Regions from separate parts of the Mus musculus genome. Here region 1 is linked to region 2. Evidence: chromatin loops called from intact Hi-C (ENCODE). Cell type or tissue: left cerebral cortex. All regions are shown on one strand. Links, peaks and the distances in the headings refer to the core of each region. The heading gives the core; the rest is flanking DNA.

The links. Hi-C counts contacts between places; a loop is a spot of excess contacts. Peaks named below come from ENCODE experiments on the same cell type or tissue, not always from the same donor. Only the 100,000 strongest peaks of a DNase experiment are listed, where the experiment ranks them.
Region 1: it touches region 2 in a loop (2.8-fold over the local background); 3 of 42 quality-filtered maps call a loop at or near these places.

The regions. Positions count from the first base shown.
Region 1 is chr7:137,480,784-137,488,601 of GRCm38, forward strand. No RefSeq gene overlaps it. Among named protein-coding and RNA genes, the nearest start is that of Glrx3, 47 kb to the left of the region's middle. In left cerebral cortex, for the core only: no CTCF peak of the experiment used is centred there; no DNase peak of the experiment used is centred there.
Region 2 is chr7:138,249,357-138,257,174 of GRCm38, forward strand. All of the region lies in intron 7 of Tcerg1l (transcription elongation regulator 1-like), which reads right to left. Among named protein-coding and RNA genes, the nearest start is that of Gm51503, 29 kb to the left of the region's middle. In left cerebral cortex, for the core only: no CTCF peak of the experiment used is centred there; a DNase peak (open chromatin) is centred at 4,118.

The sequences.
Region 1 (7,818 bases), core at 1,267-6,266, 770 kb before region 2:
CTGATCGCTCTGGCCCTGCTCACTCTAGCCCAAAGATTTATTTATTATTATATGTAAGTACACTGCAGCTGTCTATAGACACATCAGCAGAGGGCGTCAGATGTCATTACGGATGGTTGTGAGCCACCACCATGTGGTTGCCGGGATTAGAACTCAGGACCTTCGGAAGAGCAGTCAGTGCTCTTACCCTCTAAGCTACCTCTCCAGCCTGTGCAGTCACTCATTACCCCAGGTTGCCAATAGGTCCGGACCTTGCCTTGACCTCTTCTCCAGGCATGTGACCTTCTCACCCTGGCCCAGCCTGCCAGGACATGGCTGTTTACAGCTGCCTTGTGCTTTCTGTATGTGCTGGTTAGCTTTTGTCAAACTGACACAAATCTACACATAAGCCTGGGGAGAGGGAATTGTCAACCGAGGAACTGTCTCTACCAAATGACTTATGAGTGTGTGGTACTGAGTCCTGCCTCTCTGTGGGGTGCCCAGACACTGCTGCAATGGGAGGAGGCAGGGCAAAGTTCGAAACTGGCAGTTCACACTGGTTCCAGGTCTCCTCTCTGGGTACCCAGGTACCTCCAGCATACCACTGAGAGAGGGAGTTAGGAACTGGGGTCCATGGCCTAGCTTTCATCCATGTGCTGGGCAGGAGGGAGAGGGTAGAGCCCAGGATGAGCAAAATCCAGTCTGATTGGAAGCGAGGGCAGAGAGTACCAGAGGGGCTAGAGGGCAGAAAGCCTTCCTCAGGAGTCTTTGTTCTTTGGTCAAAGGCCTTACCCTCCTTCATCCTTAATGAAGCAGCTCTCTGAGACAACCCTTGCTTCTTCACATTGCTTCATTTGATGATGGATGTAAACACATACACTTTATTTGGGGCGAATCGGGGATTATATACCTCTTGTTGGAAGGAATACCCAGGAAGGGAAAGTCACTGACTAAACTATTTAGACACCTCACGAGCATGGAGAAGAACTCCAGTGTTATGCTACACGACTGGGTGCCCACGTTCCTCTCAGTGGGGTGTTGTGGTTATGTGTTCCTGAGCAAGTACAGAGACGGGTAGAGAAGGACTCCACTTCTGCCATCAAATCTCTGAGATTCCTAGGGTTTGAGCTCATTCAACCTTACCGGTTTTTATGCCTGTCTGGTAGAAATGTCCCACATACCCTAAATGAATATGCCTGTGAGGTATTTTCTTGATTGCGATTTGATTGATATGGAAGGGTCCAGCCCACTATGGGCGGTGCTATCTCTAGGCAGGTGGGCCTGCTCTGTATCAGAAAGCCGGATTTTTTTGCTCTATCTAGAACTTCAAGTACTAGACTGAAGAGATAGGGAGAGAGTGAGCAGTCTTCTCTTGTTTGATTTTAGTGGAATTGCTTTAAGTTTCTCTCCATTTAGTTCGATGTTGGCTATTGGCTTGCTGTATATTGCCTTTATTGTATTTAGATTTGTGCCTTGTATCTCTGGTCTCTCCAAGGTTTTTAACATGAAGGGTTGTTGGATCTTGTCAATGGCTTTCTCAGCATCTAATGAGATGATTATGTGTGTTTTTTTTCTTTCAGTTTGTTTATAAGGTGGATTATGTTCATGGATTTTCGTATGTTCAACCATCTCTGCATCCCTGGGATGGAGCCTACTTGATTATGGTGGATGATGTCTTTGATGTGTTCTTGGATTTGATGTGGTTTTTATTGAGTGTTTTTGCATCAATGTTCATAAGGGAAATTGGTCTGAAATTCTCTTTCTTTGTTAAGTTGCGTGGTTTTGGTATCAGGATGACTGTGGCCTCATAGAATGAATGAGTTCAGCAATGTTCTTTCTGTTTCTACCTTGTGGAATAGTTTGAGATGTATGGTATTAGCTCTTTTTGAAAGTCTGGTAGAATTCTGTGCGCTTACCATCTGGCCCTGGGCTTGTTTTGGTTGGGAGACTTTAATGACTTGCTTCTATTTCCATAGGGGTTATAGGTCTAGTTATATAGTTTACCTGACCTTGATTTAACTTTAGTAATTTGTATCTGTGTAGAAAATCATTTGTTTTACTTAGATTTTTTTTTTCCAATTTTGTGGAGTACAGGCTTTTGAAATAAGACCTAATGATTTTTTGAATTTCCTCTGTATCTGTTATGCCTCCCTTTTCATTTCTGATTATGCTTCTTTGGATATTGTCTCTCTGCCTTTTAGCTAGTTTGGCTAAGGGTTTGTCTATCTTGTTGGTTTTCTCAAAGAACCAGCTCTTTGTTTTGTTGATTCTTTGTATGTCTGCAGACAGGAGCGGAGCATAACTGTCCTCAGAGGCTCCACCCAGCAGCCAATGGAAAGAGATGCCGAGGCCCATAGCCAGATGGATGGAGCTTGGTTATGGAAGAGGTGAGGGAAGGATTGAGGGACCCGAACAGGACAGGGATTCCATTGGAAGAGAGTCAACTAACCTGTACCCTTGGGGGCTCCCAGAGAGTGAACCACCAACCAAAGAACTGAGCACGGGCCGGATCTTGCACCTCCCCCACGCATGTAGCAGATGTGTTGCTTGGTCTTCATGGGGTCCCCCAACAACCAGAGCAGGGGCTGTCCCTGAATCTGTTGCCTCCCTGCCTGTGGATCCTGTTCCACCACTAACTGGCCGTGTGTGGGGAGGGGTTGGGGTGGTTGTGATACTCAGAGGGGGGCTCCCCTTCTCAGAGGAGAAGTGGAGGGAGGAATGGGGGAAGGATCTCCATGCGGAGGTACTGTGAGGAGAGGGGGCTTATACTGCAACGCCAAGTGAGTAAATAAATAAATATAACCAAAAACCAAACCAAACCGAAAGCAAAGAAAGCAGGGTGAGTAGGTTAGGATGAACAAGCCAGGACACAGCATCCCTCTGTGGTCTCGGGAACTCAGTGTCTGCCCTGAGATCCCAGCTTTCCACGATGGAGGGCTGTAACCCGTAAGATGTCATAAGCCCTTTCCTCCCCAAGTTACTTTGGCTCAAAGTGTTTATCACAGCAACAGAAAGATGCGTACACTCCATGTACCAGCCGAGGGGACTATGGGAACTTTTGACCCCATCCCCTGACGCTGGGAATTAAACCCACAGTGTTATACATTCTAGACAAGCACTCGACCGTGAGTTACGTTCCTACCTGCCTAGGAATTTTTCGAAATGGTTGTTGGTCCCCAGAGAATGGAAAGAAACGGTGATTTTCAGTCAGTTTTCCCCAAGAGGAGCATCTTGCAAAACTGAAGGTATAGCTCAGTGGTCGGGCATTTGCTCAGTCAGGAATGCAAAGGCCCTGGATTTGATTCCCAGCCCTGCAAATCAAATCGAAACCCGTACGGCAGCGCTACAGCCCTGACCGCTTTGCTCCCTCAGTGCAGTGACTTGTGAGCCTCTCTCAGAGTTGCGGGTTGTCTGTGTGTGGACCACGTGTGTAGCTCATGCGCCTGCGCCTTCACAGTCAACAAGCAGCCTGTTTCCAGAAGCTCCTTGCTCTGTCCCTTAGCACTGAGGACTCTAACCAACCCCACAGGTCAGGACACATTCTCGACTCCCTCCTTGCCCCTCCCAGGCTCCACCCACAGGACTTTCATGATAGTGTCTCCTGAGTGATGGGGTCCTCTGCCTCTGCCCGCTAGCCTGCTTCAGCTTGGCCCAACCCTACCTCTGTTCTCCTCGCACACTCCTGCCCCCTTATGCTGCACCTTGCCTCATAAAGACCTAACTAATCTTCGTCTTCCTCTACCTCTCTTCCTGTTTGTCTCTTTCTCCCCCCACGCGCAATCTATCTTTATCCCTGTTTTCTCTCTCTCCTTATTCGTCCTGTGTATTAGGTCCATCTCTTAGCTCTCTCCATATTGCTGAACAGAGGTCACAGTCCAGATGAGAGTGGCTGCCTTTGAGCCCAATCTACTCCCTGCCATCTCTCTCCTGAGCTGTGTGGGGTCAGGGAGCCATGCCACCCTGGGACAGCGTCACTTAGTGCCAGCTCCAGGACTTTTTGTTGGTTATGGGTTTTTTTTTGTTCTTTTGTTCGTTTGTCCATCTTTCTTTTCTTTTTTCTTTTTCTGGTAATTCGTCCTGGCTTCGAACTCTCTCTCAGTCCCTTTGACCACCTCCCTAGCTGTATCAGGCAGATATGCCATCGCAGACACACCCATCCCTGGCTATCTTTTTAAATCAAGCATAGTGAAACATCTCTCAGCCCAGGTAGCAGAATCAACAGTGGCCAGGGCTAGCTGCTCACTGACCCTTGAGCTGAGCGCATCTTTGGTTACCTTGCGAGAAAGTGAGTAACTGATTTCAGACTTAGCACAAAATAGAAACTGTGAGGAAGTCATCACGTCTTAGAGTTGCGTGCTCTTTGCCAGTAGCTGTTGTGCTTTCTGAGGGGTGCTGATGCCCCCAGGCGATAGGGAAGGGCCGTTCCATCTGGAGGGCTCAGGGCACACCAGATTTGTTGGAGCAGCCTTTAAAGAGGTGCCTGGGAAGACGACGCTCCGATAAAAAGCTCACTGGTTCTTGGTGAAAAGTTGGATTTGCAGCATGTTGAGAAAGCAATTTGGTTTCATTACCTCTAAGTGCCCCGTGCATTACAGATGTAGGTGGTACCCAGAGGCCCCGAGCGGGCTAATGGAAATGCTCTTTTATTGTGGGACATTCCGGAACGCGTTTTCATAAACGTAAATATAAAACTCTTACTATTCCTGAAATACCCTTTCATTTGTAGACACTAGTTCCCGAAGCCCTGGTTCTAATGAAGTGGGGCTACCATGAGACCATGCTTCTGGGGGAGGGGGAGGAGAGGGGGAGAGATGGGAGGGTAGGGGAGAAAGAAGAGACAAGAATCAGGTGCAGCAGCCAGGTCACCAAAAAGGGGAAGGTAACCAGATGTCTGTGTTATATAAGGAAGAGCCTCTGAGGAAAGGGCAGCCCAGCCCCTGGGCTGGAGACTTCAGGGTAAAGGGTACAGGGTGTGCCAGCCATACCCTGTAACAGGTAGATAGGGACTGAGGGATGCTGGGAGAACCTGGAGGCCAGGTCTGCTTTGATGTGTTAAATAAGCACCTCAGCCATTTGTCCTAGGTTTGAAACATAACACAGTGGGGACACCTTGTCCTGTTCTTTATAGGGTCAGGACCCCCAGGAAGGTAAGCGGCATGGGGGAGGAGGAGGAAGAGAGAAACGGGAAGAAGAATCCAAGTAACATCTTCCCGTTGGGAGTTTCACAGATTTATGGGAGGACCCAAGAGTTCTGTTGAGGCCACAGCTGTTGGACGTCAACCATGAAGGCTTCGTCCCCAATCCTGGCTTAATGTGTACTGTCCTACTTCAAAGCAGCCACGGTGTTCTGATGGAAAGGTCTGGCAGTAACGTGTGTGGTCTCCCACGCTGTGTGCTGAGAGACCGCCCGGTGCCCACTGGCTGGGACTGGAAGCTGAATCTCCACACCTCTTCCTGTCTACACACGTGACTGTGTATAGAGCTCTCAGCACAGGCCAGTGCTGCTCTTTCTCAGGCTACCCTAGTGATCTTTGACTGGGATTAGCCCCTGTTTTCTAGATAATGGGGTTAATATTCCCCTACAAGTCTGTCTCCTCCTGGACCCAGGCTGGAAAAGGGACTTGATCTTAGATGTGATCTTGGAGACCCTCCTAGTCGGGCTGGTGTATTTGCAAAGCAGCCATGAAGGTTATGGATGGTCCACTGCCCCATGAACTGGCTGTCACTGAGGGGCAAATCCAGAGTCTTAGAGATGGAGGACAAGGCTGCAGAGTGGAGGAGAACATGTTCCCCCTCTTTTTAGCTGGGAACACGAAGACTTGAGAAGGTAAAGGCACTATTATTGCACTTTTGGGAAGCCTTAGTGCTATTGCCTGTTTCTGTGACAAATGCCCTGATAAAAACTACCTAAGAGGGGCTGGAGAGATGGCCTAGTAGTTAAGCGCACTAACTGCTCTTTCAGAGGTCCTGGTTTCTGATGCCCTCTTCTGGTGTGTCTAAAGATAGCTACAGTGTAGTTATATATATAAAGTTAATAAATCTCTAAAGAAAAAGCTACCTAAGGGAGAAAGGGCTTGTTTGAATCACAGTTCTATGTTATAGCCCACCACTTCAAGAAAGGTGAGGCAGGAGAAACTTGAAGTTGCTGGTTACATTGTATACAGTCAAGAACCTAGAACAATGAATTAGTGCAATTTACTTTGCTTTCTCCATTCTAACACAGTCCCGAATTCCCTTCGCCTCATACAGCAGGCAGATTTTCATATCCTGATTAATGTAATTGCGATAACCCTCTACAGAAATGCCCACAGGTCAGCCTAATCTAGACAGTCCCTCACGGCGACTCTGGATTTTCTTACACTCACATTACATAACCAACTGTCACAGAGCCCAAACTTGAACACACAGGCAGTCATTCCCCATGACTAGTGAACTAGTGCCCTTTGATATGCCAAGAGTCTCAGGAAAAAAAAAACAAGTCTGAGCTTGCCCAATTCTCCAATTCTCTTTGCCCCTGAGAACTGGAACTTACCACTGATTCCCAACTCTGAACCAGTTCTTGATATTTGAGAAGTTCATACTGGTAGCACCCCCCCCCCCCCCCCTGAGGAAGCTCTCATCCGGCAGCCTTTTAAGAGGGGTTCTTGAGAGTCTGAACAGTTCCCTCAGGTTAGCTCAATGCTCTTGTTGCATGATTTATACAAAGAGGATCCACTATTTGAATGTCCTTGCTTTCCTGTAAGCTTCAGGGTTACTTTATCTGGATACCCTTAGAATAAGGTAGATGGAATCGCAAGAGTAAGTCTGAGCTTTCTATGGGGTCTGAAGGGTCTACATGACCCTCCTCAGGCTGGGCTGCCCATGGCCATTGTCACTATAGACCTGAGGACCAGGAAATCAGGAGAGCAGCAGCCCTCTCCTGACCCCATGAGGCTCTGAGTGTGGGACAAGAGGACATAAGCAATCTGCTGTCCCCTCCTGTGGGTGCCCAAGCTCTGCCACCAACGCATAGCTTACTGGTTTAGGATCTTCTCTGTAGGGATTTTACATCTGTCCTTCACAGCTGCATCCTTTGAATTTCTGGGATATAGATGCTATAGCTTGAACCCCCACTCACTGTGTCTTATTTCCTTGTTCATTTTGGCAGCTTTATTTGCGAGAGTATTGGACTGGAAACTGGCCTTGCAGGGAGACTTGCCCTATATGGGGCAACTCTAGTCAAATTTCTGTGTGAGTTTTCCCAGACTTCAGGAAGTGTTCATTTAGGTTCCAAACTCCCTACAGGGCCAGACTTCTGCATATGCACAGGGGACACTTCCCTTGTCTAAAGCCTAGGTTCCCACCTCGTTCCCTGTGTTGAGCAGCCTTGAGGTGCTCTGACCCTGTAACAACTCACTTCTCTCCATAGAGATCTAGAGCTGGGGCACTGATCAGTACCTATGCCAGATGTGGCACCTTCCTGGGTTTTGCCCATTCATATTTCTGTTAATTTCTTGTGAACTCAGATTCACGTTGCATATCCTGCTCTGCACTTCCTGGGCATCCTATTAGGAGATGATTTTATTTTATTTTCCTAGAAGATTTGGTCTGTAGAGTTGGCTTACTTGTTTTTTAGCTCCAACACTGCACTAGGCTTACACCAACCACCCTTGGCTGCTTAGCCAGGCATTTTTCAGGCTGTCTAGTTTCACATCACAGAACTTAGGCCAACTTGTCTTTCCACTTCCAAAATGAGGATCTAGAGGACTAGAGCAGGTGGCTGGAGGGCTGGGGCCCCAGCGCCTGCTGTCCTGCATTCTCTGGCCTGCTGGAGAGAGTTGGGCGGCCAAGATGAGCCTC
Region 2 (7,818 bases), core at 1,921-6,920:
ACCACAGGATAGTAATTTCAGTGTATGTTGTGCTCTCTCTCCCCACCGCCCCCTCTCTGCGTGTGTGTGTGTGTGTGTGTGTGTGGTAGAATTTTATGTAGTCAAGTCTGTCTTTGAACTCCTGATCTTCCTTCTTCCATTTCCCTATATTTTATTTTAAAATACTACACTTACCATTGGGTGCTGACCTGGAAACCTCATCTGTACTAGGATTAGGGTCCATAGTGCTGAGTTTGCTATGCATACGAGGGGGAAAGGTGATCAGTTTGTGAACCCTTGCATATGCAGTAATAAATAACGTGGCAACATAAGCCCATTGGTGCAATAATGTCACGTCATGGAAGCAATCAGCCACTTTCAGAAAGGATTTAAGACTCACTCCACAAGACAGGATTTGTTCTTGGCACCATTAATGGGGCCCAGAACCCTGGGTTACTTAGGTCCTAGGACTTAGGGGAAAACTAATTGGTATTATTCTCCCATTATTGTTATTCCCATAGAATAATGCATCTCTCCACCTTCACAGAGAAGCTTCCTTTTACAGTAAATGGCAATTAACACAGAGACCCACACTGGTCAAAATGCAAAGAATAACATTGCAGATCATTGAGCCTTAAATGGGACAGAATATTAAATACCCAAAGCCCTGCAATCATCATAGAAAGGTGCAGTGTGTGGAAAGGTTGTAAAGCCCAGAGGTGGTGGATCTCTACATGAAACTGTAGAAAATTCTAAAGAAAATGTGCCAATTGCTCATAAGGACTAACAGAGGGTGTGACGATATCCACAAGACCTGTACCAGATCAAGCCAGACAGAAAGCTATCATAGAGTGGGGAGGTCAGAAAGCCCTGCCCCCAGCTGAAGAACTATTGGCAACATTGTAAATAAACTGAATGCCACTAAATGTACATTTTAAAGTGGCTACCTGGTAAGCTGCATGCTACATATATTTTTTTCAGGATTAAAAAAAATCATCATCAAATTGTTTTATGGAAAAGATCAGAGCTCAAGAAAAATAGTGGAAAACATTATAGTCAAACACATTAATCCCTCAATTTACAGGAGTCCCTATAATTCAACGAGAAAGACACACGTGAATGTATTCCCAGAAACACAAAACAAATGGCCGACAGACCCCTGAGAATCACTCAAAATTAAAGAAATGCCAACTGAAATAAAGAATGGCTTACATTAAGTTCTGGTGATGTACAAGGCTGGCACAGAATACATCAGTGCGAGTATGCATTGATTGATCCCTTCAGAGGAAGATTTCACAATATTAGAAATTCAAGATGTATGTATATGATGATATACATTCCAATAATATGAAATTACACAATAGATGTTCTCGTGAAAATGTGGATATATAAACAAACACACATTAAGTTATAGAATTCATGAAATGACACTCATCAGCCAGCATAAAATCCCCTGTATCTCTGAAACAATGCTCTTTTGTGGGAGTGCAGGGGTCACTCTGGCAATTTCAGCATGCATCAGGAATAATCTGTGGTTGAAACTTACTAGGGAATCATAGAGTTCAATAGTGAGATCCTGGGTGTGATTTGCACCTGAGTTACAGGCAGTCACAACCTATAGAGGCAGAGGTGGTCACTCCTCCCTGTCATGCCAAGCAAGGTATGTCTATGAGAATAACAGTGGCACAGATGTTATAGGAACAACTAACTACTTTCTGGTTGAATTTAAGGTCTCCACAGGAGGGAACCCATGTTTGGTACTATCATCCAGGAAGAAATGCCTGAGACTTCAGCAAATACAAACCTCAGAGGGGAGGCTTCTGCTATTGTTATGCTAAATAGACGTGATCTGTCCGTTAAATTCTTCCAAACATTTTGCTTATGCATGCAGATTCTGCTGTTTCCAGCTTAGAGTCAAATGGGGCCTTATTTTGACAGTGGGCAGCAGTTATTGCAGAGGTTTCATTTTCTCTCTCTCTCTCTCTCTCTCTCTCTCTGTGTGTGTGTGTGCGCGCGCGCACACGTGTGTGTGTGTGTGTGTGTGTGTGTGTGTGTGTGTGTGTCTGTGTCTGTGTCTGTGTCTGTGTCTCTGCCTCTGTCTCTCTTTCTGTGTGTGTGTGTGTGTGTGTGTGTGTGTGTGTGTGTGTGTAATCCCTCTCCAAGGCTTCAGGGATATCAAGGAACATGATAAAAGACGGTGTAGAAAAAATTAAAGAGTTAGAAGGGAGTAGTTTCCTACACACTGGCCACTCCCACCACTATCATGAAGCAGAGTAGCTGTGAGCATGCTCATGAGCCAGCCTCAGTCTATTCAAATTCTCCTGTGGAGGGAAAGCCTTATAAGGCTCATGGGACCCTCAGCAGACCTTTATAAGATCTTCATGGGGTCATTCCTTTATGAGATCAAATAAGAGATAAACAATTAACTGGAGTAGGACTTTCATCAGTGTACCTGCCCTTAAGTGGCCCAGAGGACTGGCTGCTGGTCTGGTTGCCTTTTGAGTTAACCATGTAAGTTAACCAACCACAGTAAATGCATTGCCTCACAAGCTGGCTTGGACAGTCTTCTTTTGTCTGACGGCACCTTATCTGATACAAGTACATTTTCTTTATGGCTCTCCAGGAAAAGTCAGGGTTCTTTAGTAACAGAGGCCATCATGGAATTAGATGACTACCAGCAGAGTGGAAAACTAGCTTTCAGCATAGACAAAGCCACGGAGGACACAGTCATACTAAGTCCACTGCACAGCAGCTCCATCTGCACGTCCTCTGCAGGTCCAGTCAGACACCCACAGGTACTGGCACTGTCTTCTCCGTACTCCTAGGGCACATTTGAATTATGGGCTCAACGCAATGGCAAAGAAGCTCATGCTAAGAAAGAGCATGGGCTGAGTGGGGACTGAGACTGAAGCCTGCTCACCCAGGAGACGGATTCTACGGAATGCTTTGTTTGGTTGACCTACGTTCCCTGCTGGAACTTGTGGAGGAAACTCAGCATTCTTGAAAGATCTTTGAAGACACAGCTCCAAGATCATTGCCAAAGGTTTCAGTAAGTGTGTGCTATCCCTATATCCTATATCACCACACTGAACCTTCTAGGCTTCCTCTTCTTAGCCCAGAAATGGGTGGCTGGTCTTGCAAATTGGTCCGCTCCTCTTACTTCAGGGCCTACAACATACCATATGCTTGTACCCCATTGGTGAGGTCAATGCCATCAGCTTTATCTTAGGGTAGACCAAAGCCCCTGACCTGGATCTTCATTATGCTCGGATTCTACAGCCTTAGAAGACACACAGCTTCCTGATTGGCCTGTTCTCAGTATTTGAGGCAGTACCAAGTGTCAAACCTGGGCTTGATTAGCTCCAACTTTTAAAAACTTAATGGTTTAGAGAAGAACTAAGTTCCCGTCTTCCCTCCTTCTCTCTTATGCTAAGTGAGAAATGGGTAGAAGTTTGGCTTTGGGAAAGCATGCTAATGAGGGTTGTACAGTTCCATATAATGGGCAGGGGCTGAAGGGAACAACAGAAGGTCACACAGCTTCCTTCTTGTATTGAGGAAGAGGGCTAACACTGGCTTACCCCTCAGCTGCACATTAGCCTTTCCTGATGGATGGAGGCCAAATGCAGCTGTGACGAAAGTGCTATGACAGCATCCTAAGGCCACCCACTCTGGGGTCAGGTCCTCCTGACTTGACTTGTTCCTTTCATAGCTAGTGACTCCTATCAAGCTCTACCTACATTCTTCTGTCCTCTGTCACCTGCTAAAGTCCATGTGGGACTCCCCCAAGAGACCATGGCTTTCTCCCCATGCTTAGGTGGTGTCATGTAGATTGACCAATATAGCCATTGGAACTGACCTTAGAAAACAAGGTCCTGTTGCCTTTGTTGTAAAACTATCGGGCAGAGGCCTGGATGATTGGAAGGTACACCAGGCTCAGCTCATGTGTAAGCATCAGGCCCTCAGACACAGCTAAGCATAACGTCTCCCACATCTACCCGATTCTTCTTGGGCTAATGAAACACATCCTTGTTATTTGGGGAGGGTTCCAGCATGTGCCTTTCAGTGGCCACCTGGTCCCTTTGTGATGTGGAGTCCCAGTACACACTGTCTTGGCCACACAATGCCTAGGAAGTAGCCCCTTCACCAGCTGCAGCTGTGTTTACCCTCAGGATGATTTTTATCCTACTTAGTGAAATGCATGTCACTGTGAATCCACATTTGTCCTGAATATAAATGACTAAAATATTTGCACAGCAATTGAAGCTGAGTGAGCTCTTGCTTGTCTTTATTACCAGGTAGGGAACAAGATATTGTTAGCCAAGGCTACCTGTACCCGAATTCTCTCTCCTGTGCGGCCCGATCAGGTAGCTTTTCTTCAGCCTCAGGTCAGACCCACCAGCTTTTAAGTCCTAATCCCATATCCGTTAGACCTGTGAACTGAGTAAGATCCCCTGCTCTGTGGTCCCTTCCTCTGAAAAGTAGGTACAGAGATCATGGAAGCAGAGATGTAGCCAACCTCTCAGCGATGTCGCCAACCTCATCTGAAGACTGGGAAACACTTAGGATCGCTCAGAGAGGAGACTCCCAGTTTCCTTGCAGTTCACCTAGTGATGGGGGATTGTTCTGTAGCAACCATGTGGCCCTGGATAATGAAAAGTGCCGAAAGAAGAAGGGAGGGGGGATGTTGAAAGACTGGAGATGCCTCCCATGTGCTTTGAAGATGGAGGAAGACACAATGTACAAGGAAGTCAGAGGGCCACCGAAGTTGGAAAAGAGGAGGACTGAGCCTTGGAAAGGACATGCCTTGTCAGCACCCGGGATACTCACATTGGACTTCTGCTCTACTTAAACCCGGTATTTTGTTCTGTTATAAGATAGCTTTTGGTAGCTTGTTACATTGACAACAGCAACTCGTGCTCAAAACCTGTGGCACCACCCTGCAGGGCTGTTTGATTTTCCAGAAACAGATAAGGGAGCCCCTTGATGCATGTATCTCTCTAGCCTCTGCCAAGAGGATGCCTGCTGCCTCTGTCCCATCCGCAGGCCTCATGTTCTCTTCTGCCATTGAGGGGAGAGAGAACAGCAGGAGAGAGGGTTGAGCGACCACTGCCTGGCTCTTCCATCCTTTTCTCTACCTCACGAAGGGCTCAGTGGCCAGGTTTTTAATGCATTTTGATATTGAATGCTGCATTGTACTAGACCTCCCAGTGGAAAGGACCTCCCAGTGCAGGACCAGAATGCATTCTGTGGACAGAGCAGGTGGGCTGCCAGTCCATTAGCCAGATGGCAAAGAGGTTCCTACCACTCCCAGGAAGAGTAGACACTGCCGCTGCTGATTATCACAGAAAGGATTGCACCTCTGCTAGGCTTGATGGGCAGTCTGATGGAGACACGATAGTGAGTGCCTCTGATGGGAGGACTTTACCCTAGAATGTAGCAATGGGTTCTAGTGAAGCCTGTGCTTCTCATTTCACAGTTACTTCAACAGCAAAACTACAGAGCCATAAAACATCTGGATGCATTACAAGGTAATTAGCGGGTAATTTAGATCTTCTCCTGAATCCCTCTGCAAGGCCAGGTGAATGAAAAGGTGGATTCCCTTCTTTAAAAAAAAAAAAAAAATTAAATATTTTCTTTATTTACATTTCAAATGTTATCTCCTTTCCTGCTTTCCCCTCCGAAGACCCCCTACCCTCCTCCCCCCTCCACCTGCTCACCAACCCACCCACTTCTGCTTCCTGGCCCTGGCATTCCCCTATACTGGTGCATAGAGCCTTCATAGGACCAAGGGCCTCTCTTTCCACTGATGGCTGACTAGGCCATCCTCTGCCACATGTGCAGCTGGAGCCATGGGTGGATTCCCTTCTTACATGCTGAATGACAAAGGATAAGAACTTGGGCCATGCCCAGTAAACTGATGCTGAAATCTCCCACTCCCTTGGTTTATATCATGAGTACTCACCATGCGCGCGCACACACACACACACACACACACACTCATGCGTTTATACACATACTCATATACACATGTACATTCATATACATACACACTTGTACAGACATAAATATGTACATTCACATACACAGCCACATATACACACACATATATACACATATTACGCACATATACATACATGCATATATACTTAGACACACATATTGACATAATCACACATAAACATACCTCTCATATGCACACAGAAACAACAGATATACATATGCATACTCATATATACACAAAGCACACACATGCTTACATATATGCATATCATACACACACATACACTCACATACATACATGAATACTTATATAAACATGTACACTCATATATTCATATACACTTCAACACTCATATATACTCTCATATAATCATACCATATACATATACTCACATAAACATAATACACATTCACACACACTTTCCATATATACAAATACATATATGAATATTCAAATGCACATACTATATATTAACACACATATACATTCACACACATAAACATGTACGCTCATATACACACATGTATATTTATGCACATTTATATACTCATACATATAAACACATGCAGGCTCATGTACATTTATACACACTCATATACACTCACAAACATGCACACTTAAACATATACATTCCTCTCATATATACATATTCTCCTTTTCTCCTTTGTCTCTTACACACTCATACTTACACACATAAACATTTCCATACTCACATGCCAAACTCAAACTCTATAATATACACATATTCTTACATCCACATGTACTAACATCTATGTGTTCTCCTCTCTCTCTCTCTCTCTCTCTCTCTCTCTCTCTCTCTCTCCTCTCCCTCTCTCTCTCTCACACACACACACACACACACACACACACCCAGCATGATGCTGGTCAATGTGCCAGACATCGTATGCAGTCCATCCATTCATTTCATTTGCCTCTTGGAAAGAGTGTGGAGCAACAGACCAACTGGAGCACTAGATTGTTCTGTTTAGAATAGAAAGAAGCAATGTATCAATACATTTGAATACTGACTGGGTCACAACCGAAGATAATATAAAATAAAATTTGCTGCTGAACACCACCGCCCTGGAGCCTGTTATACTAGCAAGGTCACATCATCTGTGAACCACAGAGAACCAGCAGCCAGCGAAGATACCACAGTGCTGCTGTGGGCTGGAGACCATTAGCTCTCCTCTCTTGTCATTAATTAATCCTCCAGAATTAATCCTACCTGCTTGTCAGATCTCACAGAGTTAGAGGTCCTTAACTATTTGTCTACTAGAAACTGAAAATGGAAGCCATTTTCATGCCCATAAGAAATCTGTGAAAAGTTGGGCTGGTGAGATGGCTCATGGTTAAGAGCACTGACTGCTCTTCCAAAGGTCCTGAGTTCAAATCCGAGCAACCACATGGTAACTCACAACCATCCGTAATAAGATCTGATGCCCTCTTCTGGTGTGTCTTATATATAATAATAAATAAATCTTTGGGCCAGAGTGAGCAGAGGTCCTGAGTTAAATTCCCAGCAACCACATGAAGGCTCACAACTATCTGTACAGTCGTATACATAAAATAAGTAGATCTTTTTTTTTTTAAAGAAATCTGTGGAAAGTCATGTTTGGTTCTATCCCAGGTCTCTGGGATTTCCAGCCACTGGGTCCTGGCCCTCCAGCAGTGTCAGTGGTGGGTTCCCTCTCATGGCATGGTCTTGGGGTGGTCCAATCATTGGGTGGCCACTCCCATAATTCTGTGCTACCTTTACCCACATCTTGTAGGCAATGCAAACTGCATGGTGAAGGTTATGTGGATAGCTTGGTGTCCTAATCCCTCCACTGGAAGTC